Linked DNA regions of Mus musculus: all the other regions are linked to region 1. A link is a loop called in an ENCODE intact Hi-C map of the cell type or tissue named here. Cell type or tissue: heart. All regions are shown on one strand.

Region 1 (5,000 bases):
GAGAAGCCACGGTAACAGGAGTGTGAGGCAGGCACCTGCAGTCAGGAAACAGAGGGACGCCTGTGCTCAGTTTGCTTCCCCCTTTTCTCCAGTTCAGGGTCCTACCCTCAGGGACGATGCAGATCCACACGTAGGGTGGATCTTCCCTTGTCAGTTTATCTAAGCTGAAAACTCACTCATAGGTGTGCCCAGCGGCTTGTCTCTGTGTGAGGCTAGATCCCGTTGACAATCAAGGCCACCATGCAGGGAACTTTCTTTTTCATGTATCTCCCTGTTCTAGAACATTCAAGAGTAGGGACTGTATGGCGCGCAGCCTTCCTCAGCGACCTCACGTGCTTGTGTATACTTACCTTCCCTCCAGTGTCTTTCCATACCCCCCCCCCCCCGCAACTCATTTCTTTTTTGTTTGTTTGTTTTTGTTTTTGTGAGACAGGGTTTCTCTGTGTACCCAGGCTGGCCTGGCCTGGCCTGGCCTGGAACTCAGAAATCCGCCTGCCTCCGCCTCCCGAGTGCTGGGATTAAAGGTGTGCGCCACCACACCCAGTTTAGCTCATTTCTTTAAAGTCCTGAGTGACGTCAGTCCCTGCTAGATCTCTCCAGTTTATTCGTAGCTTTACTTACTAAAGAACACCTTGGCTGTTTTAAGTGTTTGGCAGTTATGAGTAGACCCATTCTAAGCATCCACGTGAAGGCTTTATACAATGGACAGGAGTATGAGTTTTTCTATACTTAAGGGCTGGCAAAACGGCTCAGGGAAAGGGCGATTGCACCCAAGCCAGATGATCGTGAGTTTGATTCCCTGGAACCCACATGGAGGAAGGAAAGAACTGAGTTCCAAAAGTTGCCCTCTGACCCCCACGTGAGTGCCAAAGCATATGTCCACCCTAAATATAAATTTACATATGGAGTTTATTTGCTTGGATGATCTAATGTATTCCAGGTTAATCTCCAGCTCCCCGTGTGTAAGGGTTACCTTGAACTTTATAAACCTCTTTGGTCTGTATGTTTTCATGGGTGATGTTTCTATTAATGTCTTTGGCCCATTTTAAAAAACAAAAAAAAAAACAAAAAAAAAAAAAAAAAAAACCAAGCTGTCGATTGACTTAACTGGCCTGGGGTAGCACAGAAAGTATTTTGGTTCCTGGTTTCTGAGGATTCAGTGTTTCATGGTGGGGAAGGTAGTTAGAGTTGGCTCACCTTTGGTGGTGGGAGCTTGCGACTTTAGGATAAACGTGGCTCCTCCCGTGACTGTGCCTGAGGCGTGAAGAGCTTCGACCAGAAGCTGAGGTGGATAGAACCGTCAAGGCCTGTCCTTCATGAGCTACTTCAGCCAATGAGGATCTGCAGGGCACATTTATCTTTATCTGAATGATAAATAAGTCAGAGAACACAGAGACTGGTATTGAACTCCCTGCCTCCACCTCTGGATCACAGCCTGAGACAGGGTTTCTCTCTATAGCCCTGGCTGACCTGGAACTCACCCTGTGTACCGGGCTGGCCTTGAACTCAGAGATCTGCCTGCCTCTGCCTCCTCGGCGCTGGCATTAAGTTTAGGCTTGTGGCCGCATAAGCATCTTCCAAATAGCCGCTGTCATGGTGCCGCTGTGCCTGCTGTAGGAAAATCAAGCTGCCTGCCGCCAGCTCAGATCTCTGCTCCCCTCTTCCCCTCCCTCTAACTCTCATGTTAGTGATGGGCACAGCATTTGGCCCTTTCTCATAGGGTCCTTCTTCCCAGGCTCACACGAGGTGGGTCTGCCATAGTCCACCCAGAAGCTCCCATTAAGGCCACACACTCAGCTAACCTAGCGACACTGTCACACACTCACTGGTGAAGCCCTGTGTGACTCAGGAGGGGTCAGGCATTCAAGGTCATTCTCTACTATATAAGCAAGTTCAGAGTCCAGGGCTAGCCTGGGCTACAAGAGACTGTCTTCTCCTCCTTCCATACCCTTCACTGTCCCCTGCTTCTCCCTCTCCTCCCCACTTCCCCTTCCCTCTCCTCTCCTGTGTCTTTCACTATCCTCATCTCTTATCAGTGACCTGTCCCTCCCTCCCTAACCTGACCTCCCTGAGTCGGAGCTGAAACACCCATTGGTCTGCTATTCAGTGTTTGGTCATTTCCTCTGCTGGTCCCAAATTTCCTCCATTAGGGGACTCGTCCCTCTGTGTAGGTCTTGGGCAGTTGGAAGGGGCGCTGTGCGTCAGAATTCCAGGGAGAAGGACCTTCTCAGATCCAATTAGGCTGTAGGGTAACATCAGAGGAGCAGAGCATCCCCAATGCTGTCGCAGGGTCACAGGGTTACAGGGTCAAAGCATGGCTCTTACTGAATAATAGATCCGTGGACACTAATGGCAGGCACCACGAACTAAATAGACTCTGTAATTTCTAGATGTTTCAATGCCTCACTGTGGGGTGAGGTAGGGGTGCGGATCCCACTCCCCCTTCGTCGGTTTCCGTGGTAGCAGCCGCTGTGGAGGGCATCTTTCTCAGTCTCCTGTCCTCCAGTTTCTTAGCCTAGTTCCTTGTGGAGATCCTGCTTCCTTCCGACCCCAGGGTCTTAGCTCTACATTCCAGGACGGTAGCCCCGAGTTCTTAGGAGCGATGCAACCTCAAGTCCTTGAGTCCCGCACCCGCATCAGGTGCATCCATCCATCTAGCGGAGCGGAGCTCGTGTCCTTCCACATGTGGCCAGCAGGTGTCGCCACAGACCGGGCAGCAGCCGAGCTTTGGCGCCATGTCACCTGGGCAGCTGGAGCCTGGGATGGTGATGAGGGGGGCAGACTGAGGCAACCCAGGTGAGACCTGCAGAGCTAACAGTGTGCTAGTGTGGTGTGCAAGGCCCTTTTTGCTCTACTGGGGTCGTAAGGACCCCGAGATAACGTTCCCAAGTACCCACTACAGAAATGACTTGAGAGGATCCGAGAGGCAAGGCTATTTGCTCGAGGCCACACAGCACTCAGCAAGCAAGGGGCAGGCTGGGTGAGCTGATGCCATGAAGGGGAACGTGCAACTTACCCAGGGTCACACTGTCTGTTTGTGGCCAAGCCAAGGCTCGAACACAGTCTGGGTTTGTATTACTGTTTGTTCAATTATTTTTGAGACAGGGTCTCACTGTTTAGACCTGGCTAGCCTGGAACTTACCATGTAGCTCAGGCTGCCCTGAAATCTCTGTTGATCCTCTATCCCAAGTACTAGGATGACACCATTCTGATTGTATGACTATTTTTGATTGACAGCCCACAGCTGTATCTGCTTGCAGGACACAAGCCCCGATGGTGTGTCCTTACCAGCACCCAGGCTGCCTGTGGCCAGTGCTTTGTCAGCCTCAGACAGCCTGTCACTGTCCTCTGAGGACTTTGTAAACTGAGACTGCGGAGGGTCTGTAACTAGTCTTGTTTCCTGGAAGGCAGACCCTCCCACCCTCAGCAAACCGCCTCTGTCCAGGTCCAGACTCTTGTGTCTTTCCCATCCTTTCTCCCAGTGTGCTGTGCTTGCACAGGGAGATGTTGTGTGTCTCTGAGCACCCAGCGGACTTCTGTTTGGGCTCACGTTCTGTGGTCTTCCACCTTCTGGGTACTCACCAACTAATGTATGCTGGACACGCCCTGGATTCTTTTCAGTACCGTGTGTGTGTGTGTGTGTGTGTGTGTGTGTGTGTGTGTGTGTGTAAATGGGACTCGCCTTCAAGAACACACATGGGGTCAGCAGTGGGCTTCATGTGGGACAGGATCCTGCACTGTTGCTCTGCCCTGCAACACTGCATTCCTAGTATTTGGACATGCCTGTAACCTTTGCACAATGACAAGATTGGCTCCGTTATTCACTTCTAATTCAGACTTCATGCAAATGTGTTTTATTATTTATTCAAAATTCATATTTATCTTATTTTACACATCTAGGTTCTCTCCCTGTATTACATACAGTATTTCTGGGTGTCATGTGTGTGCCTGGTGCCCTAGGACATCACAGAAGGGCATCAGATCTGCTGGAACTGGAGTTACAGATGGTACCGACTACAGAAGCCTACTAAAGAAGATGGCTGAGGTCCTGTGATGCCATTGGTGTCTGAAAGGTGCTGCCCCAGGGAGCCCCCGTTCTACAGAAGGAAAACGGCACCTGCGACCCAACGACTTAGGGATCAGACTTGGCCTAGCTTCACTTATACAGATGGGGAAACAAAGGCCCATTGAGCTGAACAGTGAAAGCCATAAGCTTGCCGCCTCCCGCAAGCTCCTCTGGCTTCAGTGCTGGGCAGTTGCACCCCTCATGCATGGGTGTGGGGGCACATGAGATCTCTCAGGGGACAGCTGATCCTGAAAGATCTCTCAGGGGGTAGCCTGACATCTTTGGATGCCCATTGCCATGTCACGTGGTATCCACCACCCATGAGAGTGGCTGACCCTGTATCACCTGCCCACTAACCTCCCAGCCCTGGCTGTGACCCACACCAGCTTCCATGGGAATGAATGCCCATTTGCTTGCTTTTAACTCTGTGGCTAGAGCTGGGGTGACCACTAACCACTGCCGTTAGGGGCTGCAACACCGGCCCTCGGCATTTATGGCTTCTGGGTCTGTGGGCACAAGAACTGTAGATTGGAAATAGGAAATTAAAAGGCTGCAACTACTGACTGGCCCAAATGGAGACCCATCCCATGGGCAAGAACCAATCCCTGGCATTATTAATGACACTGTCAGGATGGCAGATAGGATCTAGTTTACGGGTCCCCCAGCAGAGGCAGAGACCCACAGGCAAATGTTAGATAGAGTCTCGTGGAAGAGTTGGGGGAGGATTGAGGGCTCCAAAGTGATTAGGAGCCCCACAGGAAGACCAACAGAGTCACCTAACTTGGACCCTTGGGGGCCCCCAGAGACTGAACGGAAGAGCAAGCATGGGCTGGACCTAGACCCCTCCTGCCCCCCTTCCCCTACCCCCTGCCCCCCTCCATATGTAGATGTGAAACTTGGTCTTCATGCAGGTCTCCCAACAACTGGAATGAAG
Region 2 (5,000 bases), 930 kb after region 1:
CTTCAGTCTTAAGTCTGGCAGAAAACCAGGTTAAACGTGGACCGCAGGCCCCACCCACGCCTCCACCCCAATTCATACCTCCCGGAGACGCCTCCCTGTTTCTGCTTCTTAGTCTTTTACAGTGGTTGGTCCAGATGCAGAGAGAGCCCGCTCCCTGACTAGGACGAGGCTGGGAATTGAATTTAGAGTCTCGTGATCACAATCACCTGAATCCCATCCCATGTCCGCTTGTAGGTGTGACTCAGCAGTAGAAAACCTGTGCGCAGGCGCAAGGCCCTAGGTTGGCTCAACACTGGATAACTAAATAAACATTGAATGAAGTTTTTATTTTATTTTTTATTTTTGGTTTGGGGTGTGTGTGTGTGTGTGTGTGTGTGTGTTGTTTGTTTGCTCTTTTATTTTGTTTGTTTGTTTGCTTTAAAAACATCTTCACCGTGACAGAGAGTACAGTCCGCTATCGGTTAGACTAGGTTGAGTTCTTCCTTCCTTCCTTCCTTCCTTCCTTCCTTCCTTCCTTCCTTCCTTCCTTCCTTCCTTTCTTTCTTTCTTTCTTTCTCTCTTTCTTTCTCTCTTTCTTTCTCTCTTTCTTTTTTCTTTCTTTCTTTCTTTTTTCTGCTTACAGTGAACTGGAGTCATCTCTGGAATAGGGGAGAAGCAACCTTTTATTTTCTCGGATGTCCATCGACCATGGAACCTGGGGCAAACAAGGTCATCCTCTGAGCCGCCAATTCTCCTCTGTAAAATGCAGTGCTCAGATGTGGTGCCTCCGCAGAAAGACCTAGACCTAGCGGGTAAGAGAGGCCGAGAGCGCAGCCCAGTGGTAGAGTGCTTTCCTAGCATGCCTGAGGTCTGGAGTCCCTTCTTCAGTCCCTAGCAGAAAACAAAACAAAAGCTCAAACAAGAGCTACCAAAGGGGATGAGGTGGAGAGGAACATGAAACAAAATCCCTGGACAAGCCAGGGGGTGGCTCAGTGGATAAAGGTGCTTGCCACCAAGCCAGAGGACCTGAATTCAATCCTTAGGACCCACATGGTGGAAGGCAAGACTCTCATAACTTGACCTCTGATCTTCACTCGGGTCCAGTGGTACACATACTCATGCACACATAGACAAAATTAATTGATTAATTAATTAATTGGACATTGACCTCCTGGGACATATCTGCTTGTCTCTGTCCCCAGTGCTTTTTACACTGGTGCTGGGATTTGATCTCAGGTCGTCTTACTTTTTTACTACCCCTCCACAACTCCAATATATCCAGGCAGTGCTCAGTCTTACAATCCTCCTGCCTCAGTCTCCACACCCCGATTGCTTTACCATTTTTCCCCTAAAATATCTTAAAATTATTATTTGACTTTATGTGTATGTGTATGTGTATAGATCTTCTGCCTGGGTAGCACGTGGCTACCTGGTGCTGGAGGAGGCCAGAAGAGGGCACGGCGATGTCACACATTTTAATCCCTGCACTGTCTAGGCAGAGACAGGTGTCCAAGCCCGCCAGGACTACATAAGGAGACCCTGTCATAAACAAAACAAAACAAAACCCCAAAACCAAGGGTCTAGAGAGATGACTCAGTGGTTAAGAGTGCTGGCTGCTCTCCCAGAGGACCTGGATTCACAGCACCCACACGACAGGGGACAACCATCTGTAACTCAGGTTTCAGGTGACGTTGCACCCTCTTCTGGCCCCCATGGGCACTGCATGAACACGATGCATAGTTGAACATTGAGAAAGTCAAATCTTGTGCTGCTCTAACTACGTAGTATAATTTGAGATCCAGTGTTTGGAGCCAGCAGTGCTCTTACTGCTCAGGTGGCTCTGGTCACTTGAGAGTGTTTGTGCTTCTCACCTGAATTTTTTTCTGTCTCCCAAGTCCTAGGATTAAAGATCTACCAACCTCACTGGTCTCAATCCACTCTCCCATGGTGTTGTAAAGTAGCCACCATAGCCAGGCACAGCGGTGCTCATCTGTAATCCTAGCAAGTGCGGGAGGCCAGGGAAAGGAAGTTCAAGGGCAGCCTGGATACTTAGCAGACTCTGCCCTAAAACAAAAGAACAGAGCCCTGGGGTAAAGTGTGAGCAGCTGACTTTGAATTCCCCAGAACCCACACAGCACCTGGGGTATCAGCAATCTCAGTCCCCAGGGTGAGGTGGGAGGCAGAGACAGAAGAATTCTGGGGAGCTGACAGGCCAGCTAGGCTGCAGCACAGTGGCCACCAACAAAAAGGACCTGTCTGAAACAAGGTGGCAAGAGATGACCGAATCTGAAGTGCACACGTACAGACACGTGCACACATCTACACACATAAATGCACAGGTGTGCGTGTGTGTACACACACACCACACATACACACACATTACTGCATTCTCTTTACACCAGCAGCAAGTGACTTCACATTCTGCATCAGGGTTCCCCAGCCTTCTTGTTTTGCCTTCCGTGGAGTGCAAACCCTTTAGAGTAAACAGTTCCCTTCGGTTAATGCCCTGCCATTGTTGGGTCTTCATTTCCCCCATAAACATGCAGACATGCAGGACTTTGCTCAAGTCTCCGCGCTTTTTTTTTTTTCTTTATGAACTTGTTGTGACAAACATCGAGCCCTCCTTCCTGAACCCCGCTTCCTCTTGATCCTGTCTTTGCCGGACAGCGCTTTACACAGTGTCCTTTACTTTTTTTTTTTTTTTTTTAACGACAATGCCTTTGGCGTAGTCACTGGCCATTATCTATCGTTTCTTAAGGCTTAGAAAGGTTAATGAGTTGTTCAAAGTCACACAGCCAGCTTTATCTGATCCCAGAAAAGTCTGGGACTCTTGAACAATTAGCTTTGCTTAAACCAGGAGGCGCCTGCAATTTCCTGCGGTGGAGGACAGGCAGCCACCACCGACCGACCTTGGGTCGGCAGACGACGCTGGGGCTCTGCTGCCCCCTCGTGGCCATGAGCGGCCACGTCAGCCTGCACGTTCTGAGTATGAAGAAGAAAAAAGAGTGAATTTGAACAGTTGTGTCTTGCTTCCAGAAGGCTCCACTGAGAGCACACATCAGCCGTCACAAGGTCAGCTCCAGGTCATGTGGCTCACTATAGTAAAGGTTATTTTCTCCGTTTGTTTATTTAGTTCTTTGTTTCATTGTCGTTATTTGTTGGAGACAGGGTTTCACTTTGGAGCCCAGGTCGATCTGGAAATAGGTGTGGCCCTGCCTGACCTTAAACTCTCGACAATCTCCTGCGTCAGCCTCTAAAATGTTGGAATTACAAGCTTGGATTACCCCATTCTTGCTGAGGCAGGCCGTTTTAGCTGTACTGATATTTCACTTGCAAGCCCACTGGTACAAATCGTGCACGCTACATCTGGAGTAAAACCCAGGGGCTCCCCAAATGACTGTGACTGGGCCAATTAAAAGCTTTCTTCCTAAGTTGACATTATTTATTTATCCGATGCATGGGTTTACGATGTAGGCCAGGCTGGCCTCAACCACAGAGATCTACCTGCCTCTGTCTTTCCTTAGCGACGGGATCAATTATATCCAACACCACGCCCACTTTAAAATATTTTTAGGGGATGGAGAGATGGCAGCTCAACCGTTAAGAGCATTTGTTGCTCTTGCTGGGGACCCAAGTTCGATTCCCAGCATTTTCATGGTAGTTCACAAACATCTGTAACTACAGTCCTAGAGGATCTGATATCCTCTTATAACCTTCATAGGCACCATGTGGTATACATACATACATACATGCATACATACATACATATATTCATACAGGCAAAACACACATAAAATGAATAATTTTACAAATTAAGAACAAAATAACAAACTATATAAACAAAAATCACTTAACTACATTTGTTTATTTATTGTGTGTGGGTGCCTACACACCACAATGCTTCTGTGGTAGTTAAAGGACACCTTGCAGGAATCTGTTCTCTCCCTTTTACCCTGTGGGCTCTGGGGTTTGAACTCCAGCTGCTAGTCTTGTCAGCAAGCCCCTTTACCTGCTGAGCCATCTTGCAGGCTCCAACCAAAAGCTTTCTGTTGCTGGCTTCTGTGAATGGCTCTAGGAAGATCCTCCCATCCAAAGGACTGTGTCCTTAGGTCCTGGAGGGAAACACTACTCTCTCTTAGTTTGGAGGTGCTGGGCTGATGTGAGCATGACATGACCCAGAGAAGTTCAGCAAGAGCTCAGAATGAGGTCAACAGCAGATGCCAGTGAGTTAAGGCAGCTCCAGAGCCGACTGGATACAAACCAGGGAGGCCACGACTCTTCCCAGACTGTTTGAGTTTGTTTTTTGTTTGTTGGCTTTTCAAGTTACAAACACTAATGTGCATAGAAAATCAGATGAGGGGGCTGGAGAGATGGCTCAGCAGTTAAGAGCACCGACTGTTCTTTCGAAGATCCTGAGTTCAAATCCCAGCAACCACATGGTGGCTCACAACCATCCGTAATGAGATCTGATGCCCTCTTCTGGTGTGTCTGAAGACAGCTACAGTGTACTTACATATAATAAATAAATAAATAAATAAATAAATCTTAAAAATAAAAGAAAAGAGGAAGGAAATCAGATGGGATTGCGAAGAGATTGACTATTAATAATGATACAGCAATGTCATCATGCTAATAATTACGGATTTTTTTTCGAATGGTTGCATTTGCTTCTGCCTTCTTCTCCTCCTCCTTCCCCCCACATCGCTGTTTAACAGAAGAGTGCTGGTGTGGCAGGCATGGGCTGTGGCTGTGGATTTTATCCTTGGACCTGTGACATCGGGGCCCACCTCAATTGTGTGTCTTTCTGCCTTTGATTCTCCACCTGGTTTATCTATGGGAATTCAGTTTTACAGTGATTTAAAAAAAAAAAAAGCTCTCAACTCAGCGAGCAGATGTTACAGAGCCCCGTTGCCCTCACAGTTGTCTCTCTGGGTTAAACTGCATGTCCCTCTGAACCCCATTTTCCCAAGCACAAAACAGGCAGGGCAAGCACCCAGGACGTGCAAGGTTGACCTGACTTA
Region 3 (5,000 bases), 910 kb after region 1:
TCCCGGATACAGAGAAATTGTGGGTCGGCTTGGGGATCGGCTGCTTCCATTCTTCAGAGGTCAGGATTGTAATTTTGGTGTGAATCCCATGGTGCAATTGTCAAAGTAGGGCTTTGATTTGGAATCAGGACTTCTTTCTCTCCAGGTGAAGACTTGGAGGTTGAGGCCCTGTGGATGCCAGGTAGAAGGGATTAATTCGTCCTCAACCAAATACTAGAGTGGTTAGTCAAGCAGGCCCAAGGTTTATATCCTGGCTTCCTCTTTCTGGCAGATCAGGGACGAAGCTGAGTGTCCTAGGCTCCCAGGCTCAGATGCCCCTTGGGATCCCCAGAGTCTACAGTTGTTCTCTTTAGCCAGGAGCAAAGGCCTAGAGCTGGACAGACACAGACACAGGCTCTGCAGGTGGGGATTCTGGGAAGATCGTGTTTATACTTTGCTAGTTTGTTCTGTTCCTTTTCTAGAAACCTCTGCAAATGCAGGTTTTGGGTTTTTTTTTTGTTTTTGTTTTTGTTTTTCCTTTCAGGTCCTCTATTTGCATCGCATCGATGTGACTTTAATTGCAAGAGACAGAAAGGGAGTAAAAACCAGGGTTCTGCTGAGAAGCCAGAGATCTTAGACAGAGGACCAGCCCCTGGGCGATTGTAGGCCACACACATTCCCCCACCCCCACCCCCATAAGGTGCAGAGGACCCAAACTGAAGACTTGTCTCCCAGCTTTGGTCTAAGCCTCAGGAATAGGAGACAAAACCAGGGGGACCGGAAAGAATTCTTTAGAACAGGGTACCGACTGATGGTGCCATCTGGTTTTTCACATGCCCCTACCACCAGCTGCACCAGTGCTAGGATCCCAGGCAGCCCAGTATTGGCACTTTTAGAAATTCGATACCCCGGCACTTTGGTTTCCTGCTAATGACCTGGGCTCTGGTTTCGGATTGCTGAGTTGTCTGGTCCCCAGAGCGGTGGTTTGTCCTCCCCAGGACCCCAGAGCCAACCCTGGACTTGTATTCTTTCACACCAGCATTTTTCTTGGCCTCACCAAAGTCTCCAAGTGTCAAGGACACTATGGACACCAAACTGACCCTCGGGTAGACCTTCCTTCCTTCCGGTCACCTTTGTGGGGCTGTCATTCATTTATCTCAGTCCCCAGAACCAGCATCTTGTAGGATTTTTTTTTTTTAAATCTCTCTGTGCCTAGAAGAGGCATTCTTCACCCTGGCAGTAGCTCTAGCTATCTCCCAGTTCTCCCAATCTGGCAGAGAGCCTTGGGAAGAGCAGGTTTGGAAAGACAGTGCCATAACCAAACAACTCAGGAGCCACCACACAGGAAAAGCAACCCCTCTATCGGCCCAGCCCAGCCTGCTCTCCCCAAGGTCAGCTACTCTGAGCTCACTGGCTATTCTATAGGGCTATTTTTTGAGGAGCCCGTGAAAATTACACAGAAAATGTAGTTTACATGTGCACAGCCTTCTGAAAGGGCAGTAGAAGTTCAGATTCTCGGAGATGTGTGATCCTAACCAATGACCTACTCACACACTGCTCAGGGGACAATAACCAATGGGGTTTAGGAACATTTGGACTTAAGATTTAAGATGGTGCCTTCAGCCTGGGGCTTGCCTAGGTTAAATTTAACTTTAGCACACACACACCCCACTCCCCACTTCCCACTTCCCACTCGTAGCGCCTGGTCTTAGCCTGCTTATTTTAAATGGGAAGGCTGAAGGAAGTAGGTGTGTTCGGGCACTGTATAATTAGTTGATTAATCAGTTATATTAACTTATCAGCCGAATGATTATGAGCAGTCATTATCACCCTCAATGAGTTCTCTGTTAATTTCCTGTTGGGAGGGTCACCCTCTCTAGGCTATCCCAGGCAATAAAAAGCAACTACTTTTCATAAAACAAAATTACTTCTCACTAGAGGCCAGGGTGGAAGGTATAGGAAACTGTAGGGGAGGCCCTTTTGTGGGGAGATTTCTGGGGTCCCGGCTTGGGACTGGGTGGAGTGGGGGGGATGTGGCTTCAATGTTCACCATACTGTCAAGGTTAGCCAGGTTTCCTCTGCTCCATGCCCCCTCCAACCCTCTCAGGACATTCTAGTTTTCTGTTTGATGGTATCTTGTTTGATGACAGCCTTTTCTCCTGCATCCCACGTGGACCCCTCTCCCCACCAAATCTCAGTGCTCTTGCGTCAGACTCTTCCAAGTTCTGGGATCCCAAACTTTCTCCACTAAGACATACATGAGGGGTGGGGTGGGGTGGGGTTGGCTTTTGGGAAATACCTGTGTGGATGTTGGAGGAAGGCTACTCTGGGGCCTGGGGGAACACCTGTATAGAAGTCAGAGCAAAGATGAGAAAAAACAAAAACGCAGGAACACTTTCAGTGATATGTAATTGGCTCCCCCCCCCCCAAGCCAAGCCTGCACAGAGGACCTCGAATTAGGAAGAAGGTAGAGGCTAGCCTGGGTGTGTTTTCTACCTTTCTCCACTACTGTGTAATTTTTGACTTATCATAAAAAAAAAAAATCCATGACCATCTAAAGAAACGCTCAGGAAACAAAGGGGACATCTATGGTCCGTTTTTCTTTATTTCCTTCTGATTACTGGGGAGGAAGGCCTCTTCGCTACCCCACGAGTAAGCTCAGCCCGGCTGTATCCTGCTCAGCCCCAAGATTTGTTTCAAAAATACCATCCATGAAATCGGAAGCTGCCTGCTTGACTCAAGAGACTCCAGCCTGCCCACCAGACACCACCCATTTCTCAAGACAAATGCCACACCAACCTCTCTTCCACTCCGAGCCTGCCCCCAGGATTTTCTTGAAGGCAGGTCATAAAGTGTAGGTAGGTGTCTGCCTCTCCAGATGATGAGGATACAGGTCCTTTGCTCTGTCTTTAAACAGGACCACTTTGGAGATGACTGGAATGGGAGCGGCACCCTCCTGGCGCTTCTCGATTTCTTCAGGTTAAAACAGGACCGGGCAACCGACAACTGCACTCTACCTGAGCTGCTTCTGGGTTCTTCCCTTGGGAAAAAGCTATGAGCAGTTGCGGCCAGCGTGAGTCAGGCGCCCATGGCTTCGCTAAGCCGCTCCTTTGCTGCCATCTGCTGGTTGCACCGGAGAAGTTCACGGAGATTTTTCGAATGCAGAGAACAAGTCTCTTAAAAATAAGAAAGAGGGCTGGGGGTGGATGGTAGAGCTTGCCCCTAGATTCTATGCCAAGTTGCACAAAAATAAAGTAAGGGAAGGAGGGAAACATGGTACTGAGGCACAAAGATACGATGTAGAATAAAAACAACAGGACCTGTTTTTGTACCTTGCTACAATATTGCTTTGGTACCTTGATCAAGTTGTGTAACATCTCTTATGCCATGAGGTGAGTGTATAGTGCCGGCAGAGCAAGCTTGGCAGCTGAGTGTGAACCTCAGAAGACACGTTTTTAAAAGTCGGATGTGGAGGAATGTATCTGAGCTCACAGCACTCCTACGGGGAGATGGGGCGTGGGAGTGGAGGTCAGAACTGAAAGTCACAGTCTGGCCAGCCTGGGGTACTTCATAAGCTGCAAGGAGACTCAAACTCCCAGAATCTGTCCTCTGAGCTATATCCACATGCTTACACTCACATACATTGTATACATACTTGTTAATTAAATTATTCTATTAATTATTTTTATTATGATTAATTGATTTAGTTATTAATTTTGTCATTTAATTATTTTTATCGATTTATTAGATAATTAAAATACTCCAAGGACCAGCATGTAACTTGATGGCAGAGAATTTTTGGAGCTTGTGTGAGGATGAAGATGACGGTCTTGTAGGATGAATGATGCCCAGGTTGTACCTTTCTGCTCATTGTCTCTAAGCTGTCCTTGGACCACTGGGTTCCTGTGGATGTCTCTAAATGATTATCCTTGACTCCCTCTTTCACAATCCTCGTATCTGGAGCTCATCAAATTCACTGTCTGCTTCACCTCAAACTTACCAGTTATCCAATAGTGGGAATGATCCCAAAGTCCTGCTCGGAAGCACGTTTCAAAAAGTCCTATGATCATAGAACAGCATCATCTTCAGTGGCCTCCTCGGACAGGAGTGACCTGGCCTCTCCTTTCTCAACTGCACGCCACCCGACTCTTCAGAAGCAAGCTATTTCAAGGCCAAATTGTCACCTTCCTTCTCCCAGTGCTCCCTCAGCCTAGGTTTCAAACTTGGGCACTGGTGACAACTGGCTGGTTCTATGAGCTCAGGGATGTCCTGTCTATGAATTCAGGAAGGGGTAGTGCCATTTAGCTCTGGTATCTGCCCACTAGACAGACGCTTTGGGAGACAACCTAAGATGTCTTTGGATGCTGCCCTGAACCACGTTGACAGCATCAGCCCTGGTTAGGAGCCACTGCTTGAGTCCGAGTCCCTCAGGCACGCCCTCTTGAGGTCATCATTGGCACTTCATCCAGAATGCCTTTGCTGAACTTCAGGACTGGGCTGGGACTCCTGTCCAGTCCTGGTTCATGATGGGCCAGCCGGAAAAAAAAAAAAAAAAAAAAAAAAAAAGGTTTCCTGTAGGAGTGTTCAATATAAAAGATTACCCTCTGCATCCCGGTTTCTCCTTTTGCTTCAAACCATTTGTCTCTCTAGCACGCCTTGTTGTTCTCCCTGTGGGCACAAGGAGACACTGACAGGGTGGACAGGACATGACCTACAGGCTGACAGTACCCACCACTTGCTTTCACACTGATAAGGAAGGTTACATTTGGTTGATTGGTTAGTTGGTTCGAAGGCAAGGTCTCCCATAGTCTAGGCTGACCTCCGATTTGGTGATGATTTTGAACTCTATCCTTCTGCTTCCATGTCTCAAGTGCTAGATCATGGGCATTTGCTACCATACCCAGTTTACGTGGTGCTAGGGATGAGACCCAGAGCTTGTGCATGTGTGCTAGGGCAAGCACCTTGCTAACTGAGCCAAGTCCCCAGCCCTGCTTACAGTTTTTTTTTTTAAGATTTATTTA

What was found. Peaks named below come from ENCODE experiments on the same cell type or tissue, not always from the same donor. Only the 100,000 strongest peaks of a DNase experiment are listed, where the experiment ranks them.
Region 2: it touches region 1 in a loop (5-fold over the local background); 18 of 42 quality-filtered maps call a loop at or near these places.
Region 3: it touches region 1 in a loop (5-fold over the local background); 35 of 42 quality-filtered maps call a loop at or near these places.

Annotation. Positions count from the first base shown.
Region 1 is chr5:118,779,064-118,784,063 of GRCm38, forward strand. No RefSeq gene overlaps it. Among named protein-coding and RNA genes, the nearest start is that of Gm42015, 62 kb to the right of the region's middle. In heart, no CTCF peak of the experiment used is centred here; a DNase peak (open chromatin) is centred at 2,688; H3K27me3 peaks cover 3,156 bases.
Region 2 is chr5:119,710,144-119,715,143 of GRCm38, forward strand. No RefSeq gene overlaps it. Among named protein-coding and RNA genes, the nearest start is that of Tbx3os2, 21 kb to the left of the region's middle. In heart, a CTCF peak has its summit at 1,675 (motif pointing left); a DNase peak (open chromatin) is centred at 2,888; H3K4me3 peaks cover 741 bases; H3K27ac peaks cover 462 bases; H3K27me3 peaks cover 815 bases.
Region 3 is chr5:119,688,230-119,693,229 of GRCm38, forward strand. Tbx3os2 (T-box 3, opposite strand 2) reads right to left here and starts at 2,989. Exons shown (of 3, transcript NR_040416.1): 1 at 2,779-2,989; 2 at 1-168. In heart, CTCF peaks have their summits at 3,101 (motif pointing left) and 4,439 (motif pointing left); a DNase peak (open chromatin) is centred at 2,982; H3K27me3 peaks cover 4,163 bases.